Regions from separate parts of the Mus musculus genome. Here region 2 is linked to region 1. The links are chromatin loops, found by intact Hi-C in ENCODE. Cell type or tissue: heart. All regions are shown on one strand. Links, peaks and the distances in the headings refer to the core of each region. The heading gives the core; the rest is flanking DNA.

Evidence for each region. Hi-C counts contacts between places; a loop is a spot of excess contacts. Peaks named below come from ENCODE experiments on the same cell type or tissue, not always from the same donor. Only the 100,000 strongest peaks of a DNase experiment are listed, where the experiment ranks them.
Region 2: it touches region 1 in a loop (2.3-fold over the local background); 2 of 42 quality-filtered maps call a loop at or near these places.

What each region holds. Positions count from the first base shown.
Region 1 is chr13:35,578,926-35,585,460 of GRCm38, reverse strand. No RefSeq gene overlaps it. Among named protein-coding and RNA genes, the nearest start is that of Cdyl, 78 kb to the left of the region's middle. In heart, for the core only: no CTCF peak of the experiment used is centred there; no DNase peak of the experiment used is centred there.
Region 2 is chr13:35,737,441-35,743,975 of GRCm38, reverse strand. The region is part of intron 3 of Cdyl (chromodomain protein, Y chromosome-like); the gene reads right to left. Among named protein-coding and RNA genes, the nearest start is that of Cdyl, 81 kb to the right of the region's middle. In heart, for the core only: a CTCF peak has its summit at 2,856 (motif pointing right); DNase peaks (open chromatin) are centred at 1,825, 2,595 and 3,145; H3K4me3 peaks cover 3,262 bases; H3K27ac peaks cover 3,057 bases; H3K27me3 peaks cover 1,024 bases.

The DNA.
Region 1 (6,535 bases), core at 440-5,439:
GGGTTCCCAGGGACTCAAGGTGGAGGGCGTGGCCTCAGGAGCAGATACTGAGGATTCTTTATGGCTTTCCTCCTATATCTGTGTTAAGTCAAAGCCCTGACCAGACACCAACTTCCACGAAGGTATCCCTTCTATTCTGGAGTTTCTTTAGTTTCATAGTGTACATCTTCTTAGTTCTCGGATTACCTTCAAGGAGAAAGTCAGCGCTGGAGTGTTAGACTCCAGAAATAGACCTCCCGAGTCATTTTCTCTGTGTAGCCTAATCTACAACTCCTCTATCCATCTTTACCCCTCCCCCCATCTATCTATCTATCTATCTATCTATCTATCTATCTATCTATAACTAGGCTTTAAAATATCTTCATCTTATTTATACAAATGTTTTGCCTGCCTGCATGTCTGTGTACCACTTGTGTGGCTGGTCAGAAGAGGGACGGGGATCCCTTGGAACTGGGGTTACCGTTGGCTCTGAGCCACCTTGCTTATACTGGGAATCAAAACCCAGTGCTATGGAGGAACAGTTGCTGCTTGTCACCCCCAAGTCATTTTGCCAGCCCCTGCCCTCTCTTCTTTATCATAGGGAAGTCAGGTTTTCTTTTTTCTTTTCTTATAATTTTTTAGTTACTATTATTACTATTTGAAAATTCCAGTTTTCTAAGACGCTCTGTCAGTCTTTGCCTTGCTCCCTACTTGGTTGATCTGTTGACTCCACTGTTTTTTAATCTATAGGGTGTTTTGTTTTGTTTTGTTTTTAATGCCCAAAAACCACAGTCCATTTGGCTCATGACTTTTCTAAGTCCCAGCACCTTTTGATCCAGTGCTCACTCAGATTCATTCACCATGTAAAGGGGTGTGTGTGTGTGTGTGTGTGTGTGTGTGTGGTATAGTGATGGTTAACAGTGGAGTTTCTCCATCTCTTTCTTCTCCCTTACCCATCTTTACCAGCCTGTTCCAGTGACAGCCATTTTATAAGTCTCCTTTAGAGAAAAAAACACATTTCTTCAAAATCTGGATTTGAGGGACTTCAGACTTGAGAGCAAAAGACACACTGACAGCAAGGATTTAAAGAGGAGCTACAAGGAACTGTTTGATATAAAATTCATCTTGGGGAAATGCTAGGTCCCCAGAGGAAACGCCTACAGAACCTGACAACTCCTGGAGGAAAAGCCAGCTTCCTGCTTGAATGTGATCACGTGTTGGAGGCGAGCAGTTTAGTGAGCTCTACAACAGAGACAGCCAGTTTGAAGACTCTCTAAGAGGCAGTAGGAAGGATCACCACCACCCTTTGGGAGAGGGATTTCGCCATGGGAGGTTGAGTTGCCATCATCTCTAGGAAGCACACATCAAAAGATTAAAAAAAAAAAAAAAAAAAAGAATGAGTTACAATAATGTCCTAGGGGAAAGGAACACGCTGAGAATTAGGAGGAGTTCTTTGTAAGAAGCTGAAACAGGAGTGTCAGAAAGGCCTGGAAGGGGAAGGCCATCTCCTAGAAGTAAGTTGGTGGAATTATTGGATGGACTGTACATCATGGGCTGTTCAGAAAGACAGTTTAAAAATAAATCACACCTGGAGCTTACCTAGAAGTATAGAATGTAATATTCCAGTTTGAATAGGACATAATAACTTCATTTGATTTTTAAAAATGTGGGAAAATGTTCAGAAGGCTGAGAATTGAGGTGCTATCAGATTTCTCAGGAGTAATGTGGACAATTAGATAGTATGATAGTTTGAATGAGAATGCACCCACACAGTCATATATTTTAATGCTTGGTCCCTGGTTGGTGGAACAATTTTGGGAAGAACTAGAAGATGTGGCTTTGTTAGAGGAGCTGTTAACCTGGGAGATCTCTCTCCATCTAGTTTTTCTCTCCAACCCCAGTCCTTCTCCCCTCCTCCCAGCCCCCCCCCCCCCACCGCCTGCTGCTTGTGGATCAGATGTAAGCTCTCTACACTGACCCAGTCCCATGCCTGTCTGCCTGCTGTCATGCTCTCTGACATGATGATCTTGGGCTAACCCTCTGGAACTGCAATCAAGTCCCCAATAGTTGTCTTGGTCAATAATGCTAAGTTGAGAATCTCTGATTTTGAAAGTATACCATCATATAACTAGTACCATAACTAGGATACAGAACACAGTCACCTGAATGAGTTTCTTGTGTCCCTTTGCAACAGAGATAGTTTCTCATTTTCTAGTGACCCCATCTGACTTCTACTACTATAGTTTGCTTCATCTAAAAATTCACCTACATTTTTTTTCCAGACAATGTGTTAAGGGTTTTGTTGTGTGTGTGATCTTTAACAAGGTACCTGCTGTGGGGCAATGAACAAGCAAATGGGGTTAATTTGATTCATAATCTTGTTTGCGACAAAGTCCCACAGCATGTTCTGGTGCCTGAAAACTCGGAACTGTCTGTCCAAATATGTCCAAATATTGGGGAGGAGAACTCCCCTATATGCATTTGTGTATATGCATTTGTGTTTAGGTTTATGTGTGAGCCATTCTAATCACTATATCTTCCCTACTGTGATGGAATGTAGTTTCAAAACTGACCTAGAATCAGGCTGGAGAGGATGGCTCAGTGGCAAAGTACTGGCTGTGCAAATATGAGGACTTCAGTTCATACTCCCAGCAGTCACTTAGGCCTGGAGGCGCATGTCTGTAACTCAGTGCTGGGGTGGGATTGGGTTGGAGATAAGTGGATCTCAGGAGCTTCATAGCCAGCCAGGCTAGCTGAAAGGGTGAACTTCAGGTTCAGTGAAACTCATCCCCCTCCCTCCCCGCTTCTCTCTTCTGAACTGTGGAAACATCGTGACCAGCTAGCTCATTCTCTTGCCATCATGACTTCTCAGCACAAGCCAAACAGCCCACTTATTTTACCATAGCAACGATCAAAGTACGGCATAGAGCTACCTGCTCAGACCTGATGTCATGTGATAATCCTCAGGTCTGTGACATCCTGCTCATTACTTTCTGACTCTTTTCAAAAGGGAGTCTTCCCAGAGTTGTTTCACTGAGTGTTTTGTATTCAAGTGCGTGTTAAAGTTGAAAGGGAAGATGTAAACCAGGGTCCAGACATGGCATTAATAAGGGTGACAACTTCTTAGAATTGGTGAATATAGTGACTGGTAGGTATTCATCCACTTGGCACAAACTAGAGTCATGAGAAAAGAGTTCCTTTGGTGATGAACAGCAATGTGGAAGTGTAAGCCAAATAAACCCTTTCCTCCCCAACTTGCTTTGTGGTCACTGTGTTTTGCTGTAGCACTAGAAATCCTAATTCAGAAAGTGAGATAAAATCAAACATCAGTCCTTGGGCAGCTCCTGTTTATGTAAATACACACTGTAGGGGGAAGCATGGGCTCTCCTATTTACACTGACAAATACCAATCAATGCTGGCAGGGCATCATCTTGGTAGAGCTGGGTCCTTGTTGTGGAGAATGACAATGCCATTAGACATTGATAACATGAGCTTTAGAAGTAGTTTGAAACTGCTGCACTCTCTCATGACTGTTGGGCAGAGACTCAGCCCCTGACAGAGATGACGATGCTGAGCAGGATGCAGGAGCACAGGCTGCTTAGGTAGCTGCTGCTGTCTACTTAGCTCCACACAGCTGTTGAAGCCCAGGCCAGCCTCCCCCACCCCCTCCCAGCTCCGGGAATAACCAGCAGCTCCAGGAAGGAAGGGACAGAGGAAAAACATGGAGAGGTGGACTTCAGGAAGGGAGCTCTGGGTGGGCCTGAAAGAGGGGAGCGCCATGTGCTTTGCTTTCACAAATGTCTTTAGCAGTGACTGAAAGGCAAAACTCAACTGCTCTCTTGGGGTGTGAGATAGCAGCCACAGTCCCTCCCTAATCCCTACTTAGAAGTGTATTTCATTAAAGTGGTTTTGACAGCAATAATGGCCAAGGAAAGTCATATGTGAAGGCAGGGAGGAAAGCAGAAGATTTCTTCTTGAATAGGAACACATTTTCTTTATTCCTGACTTGTTTTGACTACCAGGCTAGAAAGCTCCAACATACCTCCTACACGGAAACCAGATGCAAATCCCATGATACCCATGGCCCACCAGTGCTTACAGAAACTCTGGGAATAAAGCCCTATCCCTCAAGATGCTCTCTGCACATCTGGCCAGACGTGGGCACTAGGAACATAAGGTGGGCAACCTGTGTCAATCATTTTCAGAAGGCTTATTTTCCATACAGTTAATTTTAAATCACACTTTTTTTTTCTCCCAAATCAAAAACTTACCTAAAACCAAAATAGGTCAGTGGCTCCTTCTGCAATGACCCCAGTCTTTAGAGATGACCATTGTTAACTACATCTGTTTGCCTACCCTCTTAACACTTACGTAGCATTTTACAAAAGCAAGATGTCTACATATACAGTCTGACTCTTAGTGATTCACCTGACTGAAAAGATCTTTAAAAATTTGATTTAGCTTTTTATGTGCAATCCCCACCTCCAGGCTGCTCTTTTGAGACAGAATCTCAATATGTAGATCAGGCTAGCCCCCATTTCCTCTGTATCTGCCTCTTAAATGTTCTCATTTTGACTGAGAAGCTCAGGAAGAGGGCTTAGTATGGCCCTTTGATGGGTCAGTATTGCAGTCCAATAAACAATAGCCAGTGTGAGTTATTAAATATGCTCACAGTTTTTGTGCCACAAACAGAAATAATCATAACATTAACCTTTATTAAGTCCATACTAAAAAGATTGGGGAAGATTCAGCTTGAGTGTCTTACAGCTCTTTTATTTTTAAATTGAAAATAGATTTTTTTCTTTTCTTTTTTTTTTCCCATTTTTTATTAGGTATTTAGCTCATTTACATTTCCAATGCTAAACCAAAAGTCCCCCATACCCCCCACCCCCACTCCCCTACCCACCCACTCCCCCTTTTTGGCCCTGGCGTTCCCCTGTACGGGGGCATATAAAGTTTGCAAGTCCAATGGGCCTCTCTTTGCAGTGATGGCCGACTAGGTCATCTTTGATACATATGCAGCTAGAGACACGAGCTCCGGGGTACTGCTTAGTTCATATTGTTGTTCCACCTATAGGGGTGCAGATCCCTTTAGTTCCTTGAGTGCTTTCTCTAGTTCCTCCATTGGGGGCCCTGTGGTCCATTCAATAGCTGACTGTGAGCATCTACTTCTGTGTTTGCTAGGCCCTGGCATAGTCTCACAAGAGACAGCTATATCTGGGTCCTTTCAGCAAAATCTTGCTAGTGTATGCAATGGTGTCAGCGTTTGGAAGCTGATCATGGGATGGATCTCTGGATATGGCAATCACTAGATGGTCCATCCTTTCATCACACTTCCAAATTTTGTCTCTGTAACTCCTTCCATGGGTGTTTTGTTTCCTATTCTAAGAAGGGGCATAGTGTCCACACTTTGGTCTTTGTTCTCTTGAGTTTAATGTTTTTAGCAAATTATATCTTATATCTTGGGTATCCTAAGTTTCTGGGCTAATATCCACTTATCAGTGAGTACATATTGTGAGAGTTCCTTTGTGATTGGGTTACCTCACTCAGGATGATGCCCTCCAGGTCCATCCATTTGGCTAGGAATTTCATAAATTCATTCTTTTTAATAGCTGAGTAGTACTCCATTGTGTAAATGTACCACATTTTCTGTATTCATTCCTCTGTTGAGTGGCATCTGGGTTCTTTCCAGCTTCTGGCTATTATAAACAAGGCTGCTATGAACATAGTGGAGCATGTGTCCTTCTTACCGGTTGGGGCATCTTCTGGATATATGCCCAGAAGAGGTATTGCTGGATCTTCCGGTAGTACTATGTCCAATTTTCTGAGGAACCGCCAGACTGATTTCCAGAGTGGTTGTACAAGCTTGCAATCCCACCAACAATGGAGGAGTGTTCCTCTTTCTCCACATCCTCAGCAGCATCTGCTGTCACCTGAATTTTTCATCTTAGCCATTCTGACTGGTGTGAGATGGAATCTCAGGGTTGTTTTGATTTGCATTTCCCTGATGATTAAGGATGTTGAACATTTTTTCAGGTGCTTCTCTGCCATTCGGTATTCCTCAGGTGAGAATTCTTTGTTCAGCTCTGAGCCCCATTTTTTAATGGGGTTATTTGATTTTATGGAGTCTACCTTCTTGAGTTCTTTATATATATTGGATATTAGTCCCCTATCCGATTTGGGATAGGTAAAGATCCTTTCCCAATCTGTTGGTGGTCTTTTTGTCTTATTGACGGTGTCTTTTGCCTTGCAGAAGCTTTGCAATTTTATGAGGCCCCATTTGTCAATTCTCGATCTTACAGCACAAGCCATTGCTGTTCTATTCAGGAATTTTTCCCCTGTACCCATATCTTCAAGGCTTTTCCCCACTTTCTCCTCTATAAGTTTCAGTGTCTCTGGTTTTATGTGGAGATCCTTAATCCACTGAGATTTGACCTTAGTACAAGGAGATAGTACTGGGTCAATTCGAAATCTTCTACATGATAACAGCCAGTTGTGCCAGCACCATTTGTTGAAAATGCTGTCTTTTTTCCACTGGATGGTTTTAGCTCCCTT
Region 2 (6,535 bases), core at 613-5,612, 160 kb before region 1:
TATGTCCTGAAATTCCTGATCCTGTCTCAGCCTCCTGAGTCCGAGATTACAAGTGTGTAACTTCAACATCAGCTTTTCTGTTGTCTTTTTTACTTTTTCCAGAGAGGGGTTTTGTTGTTTTGTTTGTTTGTTTGTTTGTTTGTTTTGCAGTCTTGGCTATCCTAGAACAGGCTCTGTAGACCAGGTTGACCCCAAACTCACAACACTGCTTCCCAAGTGCTGTGCCACCACCCCTTAAACATCAACTTTTAGTTGTAATACAGTCCCGATGTTTCCATCAAGTAAAGAAGTTAGAAGGAAGCTTAAAAGATACCAACCAGAACACACCTACAATGGCTTTCATCACTTTAGTCGTATCTTCATGTTATCTTTTCCCTCAAAACAAACTAAGGAAAGACCCAGACTGGAAACTGCCATGGCCCAGGTACACCACTTACTTGCACTGTAGCTATCTGTTCCCCAAGAGCTGCTTCTTGAGAGCACTGCCCATGACATGCCTCTACCTCTAAGCCTCCATACCACAGACATTCAAAATCACCCTGAATGAACACAAACTTGGTATAAGATGTTATTTATCTCTAAGTGACCTCTGTCAGAAAAAATGGTGAGTAGAAAACAGGAAGCTATAGAATAAACAGAAAGTAACTTTACTAATTCCTAACACAATCAGTGTGTGTCATCTTTACCCACGGAGGATACAACTTATGTATAATGTGCACCTCTCCCCCAGATACCAAATGGGAACCATATTTAGAATCCCCCAAGAAGCTCAACAGTGAACACACAAGAGTCAGCCACCAAAGAATGATCTAATGTGACAAGTAAATCCCCACCTTGATCACACTCAGTACTTTCTGTACTTTCCACGACTTGGTGAGTAAGACATCTTTTCTACATCCTAGCCTCTACTGTGCTGGCACCCATCAAGACACTTCCATTCCTGGAAGCCAAGCTTCTCGGGAGAGTGGAGTTTTCTCTTCATATCCCCCAGTGACCTAAGAGAGCATCTTGAATACAGTAGGGCACTGCTAATGTGTAAAATGGTTGAAAGGGGGAGACAATTTTCAATGATAGGTACAGTAGACTGAAGCTCAAATAAAGGGCAAGCAACAGCCTTCCCCTTGGTCTATAGAAGGTAGCCTCCTTCGAAGGACTTTTGTAAACCTTTGGTTTTTTTTCAAAGCAACCAAAACTCATCAAAAAGTTGCTACAAGCCTCATTGTTGTCAGCAAAGCTTCAGTCTATGCCGAAAGCAGCTATACACACTGAAGGCGGTACCCCCTTGGAAGGATCACACAAGGCTGCAGTTACAGATGCCCATTTCAATCCCTAAACAGCCAAGTTCCTAAAGGCATCCTAAAGGTGAGTCTGGATAGAATCTGGAGAGTTTTAAGCCTCTTAAAAAGATGAATGTACAAATATGTGAAACCAACAACGTATTCCAAAGGCACAGCTTTTACCCTTCTGTACTCCCAGGAAGTCTACTTTGAAATACGTCAAGGAGTTATGTGGAGACATTCAGAATACGTGAAAGATCCAGACCGATAACTCTCAAACTTGAAGTTAAAGCTGGCAGACCCATCACCCATAACTCATCGCCTCGACTCTTAGAACCCTTTCCTACTCGCAAGGCTGCGACGACAGCGCATCAGCGTTTAAGTTCAATTTCCTGGCTCCGGCCACAATGCTAACCTAATTAAAGCATGTGGTCAACGCTCAGCATTTTCGGTGCGAAATTTTGCATCTCTCTGGCTAGTACCCGAGTGGAGACAGCCGCACGGGCCCCCCGTGAGGCGACACCCTGTCCACCCGGCTCGACCAAACGGGCAGGAAAAGCACCCCCGCGCCGCCCACGGACCCTGCCGCGCTCAGGCACGGGCTCCCCTCGCCAGCAGCACTTTGGGCTGAGTCTGAGCAAGTCGCTCGTGTCAGCGCCACTTCCCCCCGCCCGGCCCGGCAACTCCGGCGCCCCCGCCCGTCGGCCCCTCCGGCCGCCGCTCGCTCCGGGGGCTGGCGCACGCTTCCCGTCCAGCAAACCGGGCACGGAGGCCCGCGGGCCGGGGGCGCCGCCGGGGGGAGGGGAGTACCTCGTACAGCTCCTCGGAGGCCATGGTGGGCGGCGCAGGGGCGCGGCGGGGTCGGGGCGCGGCACCCGGCGGCAGACACTTTGTTCCAGTTGGGTCCCTGCGTGGCCTGCGCTTCCTGCTCCGCGGCCGGCGCCGGGCGCAGTGCACGGACCAGCCTCTCGCTCCGGGCGGCCGGTGCGGGCCGGCGGCAGCGGGGTTGTGCGCAGGAGCAGCTGCGCAACGCGCCCTGGGCGCCCGCGCTCAGTGCCCGGCGGGCCGGCTGAGGCTCAGGCGCGGGTTCATCGCGCCCGCCAGGGGCCGGACGGGCTGGGGCGGGCGCGGCGGCGGTGCGGGCGCTGCGGGCTGTGCGGCGGGATCCGTGGCTCCCGGTCTCCGGTGTAGTGCAAAAAGCTTCCTACTTGCGACCGAAAAACCTGCCCCGGCTACTGAGCATGCCCAGTGCTGCCGCCCGGCCCGGCGGAGCAACGCTCCCGCGCTCCGGGTTTTCGGGCCGCCCTCGCGGGAGGGGTGGGAGGCGGCGGGGCGGGGCGGCCAAGGGGAGTACGGACTCCGTTCCGGGCCTGGGCGCCAGCGGCGGGCTGCAGGGAGCAAGCCGGCAGGAAGGGGAGGAGTCGGGTGGGGTGGGCGGGGCCGCACATTGTGGTGGGCGGGGCCAGTTGGGGTGGGCGGGGCTCCGAGTTGCCCAAGTCCCGCTCCCCGGGGTCTGTGTGGCCACGGCACCGCCCACCGGCCCTGCCTGGACGTGGGCGCTAGTTGCCCAGCAGAGGGCGGGACCGGGCGGTGCTTGAGGGTCGCGGAGAACGGTGACTGTGCCCGCTGGGGCAGGTAAACCGATCCGAAGTTGAGTAAGGGACCTGGCGGGACGGTGGGCACGCGTCTGAAGTCGCGACCCGACGGCAGCAGCGGTTCTGTTAGCGCCTGTGACCGGGATAGCGCAGCAGATGCCTCCGTGCTCCCGCAGCGGCCGCCGGCCGGGGACAGCGCCAGCCATCTAGGGGCCAGCGGCGTGGCCAGGTGGAGTCTCCCGCCCTGCCACGTGCCCGCCGCCCCGGCGGCCGCAGCCAAGACCCGGAGCCGGGACCGCGCGCCCCGCCGCGTGTCGCCAGCTGGGCCTCCTACCGGGGTGGGATCTGGGCACCGGGGAGGGCGGCGCGAGGGCGCGGCCGTCTCACTCTGCCCGCAGCTTCCCTCCGCCAGGCCTCGGGTTCCTCCTAAGTGTCCACCTCCTCTTAAGGGGAGCGGAGAGGAGTGTACCGAATGTGGACTCCGGGAGGTCTACTTTCTAAAGAAACGAAGCTGTCAATGGTGACGCTCCATGTGGGGACCGGGTAGACAACACTCCCTCTCAGTCAGCTGCAACGGGCTGGCCTTTCCTTATGTTATAGGTGGGATGGGTAGAGCGGGTCCTATCAGAACAACTCATCTGCCAGGAAACTGGACGATAGGGAAAGAGGCTATGGACCTAGCTTCCTCCAAACAGCAAGCAACACAATGAATGGGACGTCCCCTCGGGGCACTACCAATACTTTCTCCCCTTAAGTCGTACTGGAAGTCCGCATCACTTCCCATTGCCTCCAAAGCTTCCTCTCCGACACCCAGTCCCAGTCCTCAGAACTCTATCCTAACCGACCTCCCAGACATCGGGCTCCTCATAACAGTTTTCTTCTTTAAACCCAACTAGTTTATGTAGAACAGCATTCTAAAAGCCACTGACGTCCAGTTCCCTGCCTTTTCCCATACCCAGGTGTCTGACAGTACAAATGCCAAGTCTTCGGGTAGGTGCTGGTGGTTGTGACTCCTATGCCTGCAAAGCCCTCTTGAACCTTAAAACTACTACCACCAACACCTCGAAAGCCTGGTCTTCCATACGTCTCTCCGGGGACTCCCCCAAAGCACTCGATGCGTGAGTGCTCCATTGCAGCGCTATCTCAGTATATTTTAGTGTTTATCCGTTCTTCATCTTCACATTTGAATTTCCTATCCCAAACACCACCCTCTGCATATGACATAAGTTGATATTTAATGAGCTGGAATTTCAGTGGCCAAAGAAAGCATAATCAGATTCCTAAACAAGAACCACAAGTTAAGGAGGCCTACTCATCAACAACTTAAGGTACCTCAAGCTCCGCCTTTCACAGGTGGCTCAGCCAATGCCGTGCCACCTCCAACAGGCCTCCTTCCCACTTAAGCGTTTCTTTGTTTGCTACACTGGAGGATCGCCTCATGTCCTATTATACTAATTCATCTACATAATCGTTAAACTCCTCGAAGCTAAGAATTAGGACTTTATACAAAGGAATCTCAAAGTCGTTTGTGTGTCAAGTGCTCAAGCGATGAGCAAACATACCAGGAAATTGAAGAAAAAACAGGGATCCTCAAAAGACAATGCGCATATAACGTCTCACATTCAAACTCAGGTCCAAGAGTGGACACCAAAATAAGTAAAAACATCTCTACTCTTCACACTAATCTCTAAAGAGCCTTCAATCCTATCCTACCTCCAAAAGAGGATGGAGAGACACAGCAACCATTTTCAGTCGACGAGCTAGTATACAAAGTAAAGTAGTTCATCGCCGTGGTGGAAAAAAACCAGACTGGGGGGTGGGGAGGATAAAAACCTGAGAAGAGTAACCCAGAAAAGTTCAATTTGACAACATCGAAGATCTAAATTATGACTACCCACATTTGGAGGTGTAACTCCCGGTAGACTCCACCAAAGCAGGAGCAAGCCAGTCTCATAAACTCAGAACCAACTGCCTCTCCTCCAATGAATTAGGTGGCTTCCACTAGAGATGGAAAATCTGACCACATTTTCAGCTATTCATTTAACCCCTTCTTCCCTGGCTTCCTCGTTTCCCTCCATTTACAACAACCACTGGATTATTAAATGCTACTCTGCAAATTGAGGATAAGTTGAACTTATCTTACTTTCAAATGCCGCCTTCCTCCTTCACTTTTTAATATAAACGTTTTATCAGTGCTTATAACAAAAGTAAATATGCCTAAGATCGCTTTGTGTCTTTGAATTTATACCACCGTTATGAAATAGTGCAGTTTTTAACCAGTTACCAAGACCAAGTGCGTGGGTGTGGAAGTACTCCCAAACTCTTCAGGAAGACTGTCCAAAATTTATACCACACAGTACTAAGTGCAGGGCGCACAGTACATATTTTAAAAGGTATGGAAGTGGTCAACATGAGACAATGGACACACACAATTACAACGCACATCAATAAGCTTCAACCCTTACCTGACTTGAACCAGTGGAGGAGATTCAAACAGTCCATTTTACTCTTTCTCCAGAACCACACAAGCCAATACCACCGAGTACAACTCTTCAGATCAGGTACCACAGCCATTTCCCATCTCTAGAGAACAATGGCTGAAAACTTAAAATTGGAGGTCTCCTCTTCCCTCCCTTCTTTCTCTCTCAATAGCCAAGTCAGCCTCGGTTGGTCCTATTCTCCCAATAATCTGCATGCCATCTACATTTGAATCCCAAGGCATGCTGGAGGAGATGGGGGGGTGGGGGATGGGACTTTAAGACAAAAGAAGCCAAAATCAAGCACCAAAGCCTCTGGGATACAGGCATTTTCAGGATGGGTGGTTGTGAAAGGCTGCAGATCAAGATTGCCTACAGCAATCTGGTACCCCCAAAGCACACTCCATCTTGGCTACTACCTCTAAAGCTCAGAATTTAATTATGGATTTTATGAAGAAGGGACCTAGAGTTGGTTTGTTTAAACATAATGAAGCTAAAAAGAAATTAAATACCACTCCTGTTATAGGTTAAACATTTCACGAAACTAAGTGAAATTCCCATCTCCATTACCTGTAGGGAGAGAAAGGAGCAGGGCAAAACTAGGAAGAAAGTGAGAGCAAGAGAAACAGGAAGTCAGGTAATGTGTTCTCTGCACTTGGAGACAACCATTCTTGCTTTCCTGAAAGCTTAAATTGTATATACTAGTGCACCTTTCCAGCCAACTATTATTTTCCGATTTCTAGTCCCACCCCCCCCCCGCCCCCATTTCCTTTCCTGGATGAGTCCATCTTCCATTTCCACAGCAGCCTCTTCTTCCCTTTCTAAGCAGAACCTAGCTGGCATCTCTCAAGCCACCATACTACTGCTTCCTGTCCAAGCACCTAATTGATTTTTTTTTTGTGGTTTTTTGTTTTTTTTTTTTTTTTTTCTTCTAGAGAGGTCAGCTTTGAGAATTCTTTACATTTGATTTCACCAATTTTCTCTTAAATTGAGGAACCACCACAGCTAAACTGGGCAATTTGCAATTAAGGGTCCTTTCCTTTCCTTTCCTTTCCTTTCCTTTTTCCTTTCCTTTCCCTTTCCCTTTCCCTTTCCCTTTCCCTTTCCCTTTCCCTTTCCCTTTCCCTTTCCCTTTCCCTTCCCCTTTCCCTTCCCCTTTCTTTCTTTTCTTTCTTTCTTTCTTTCT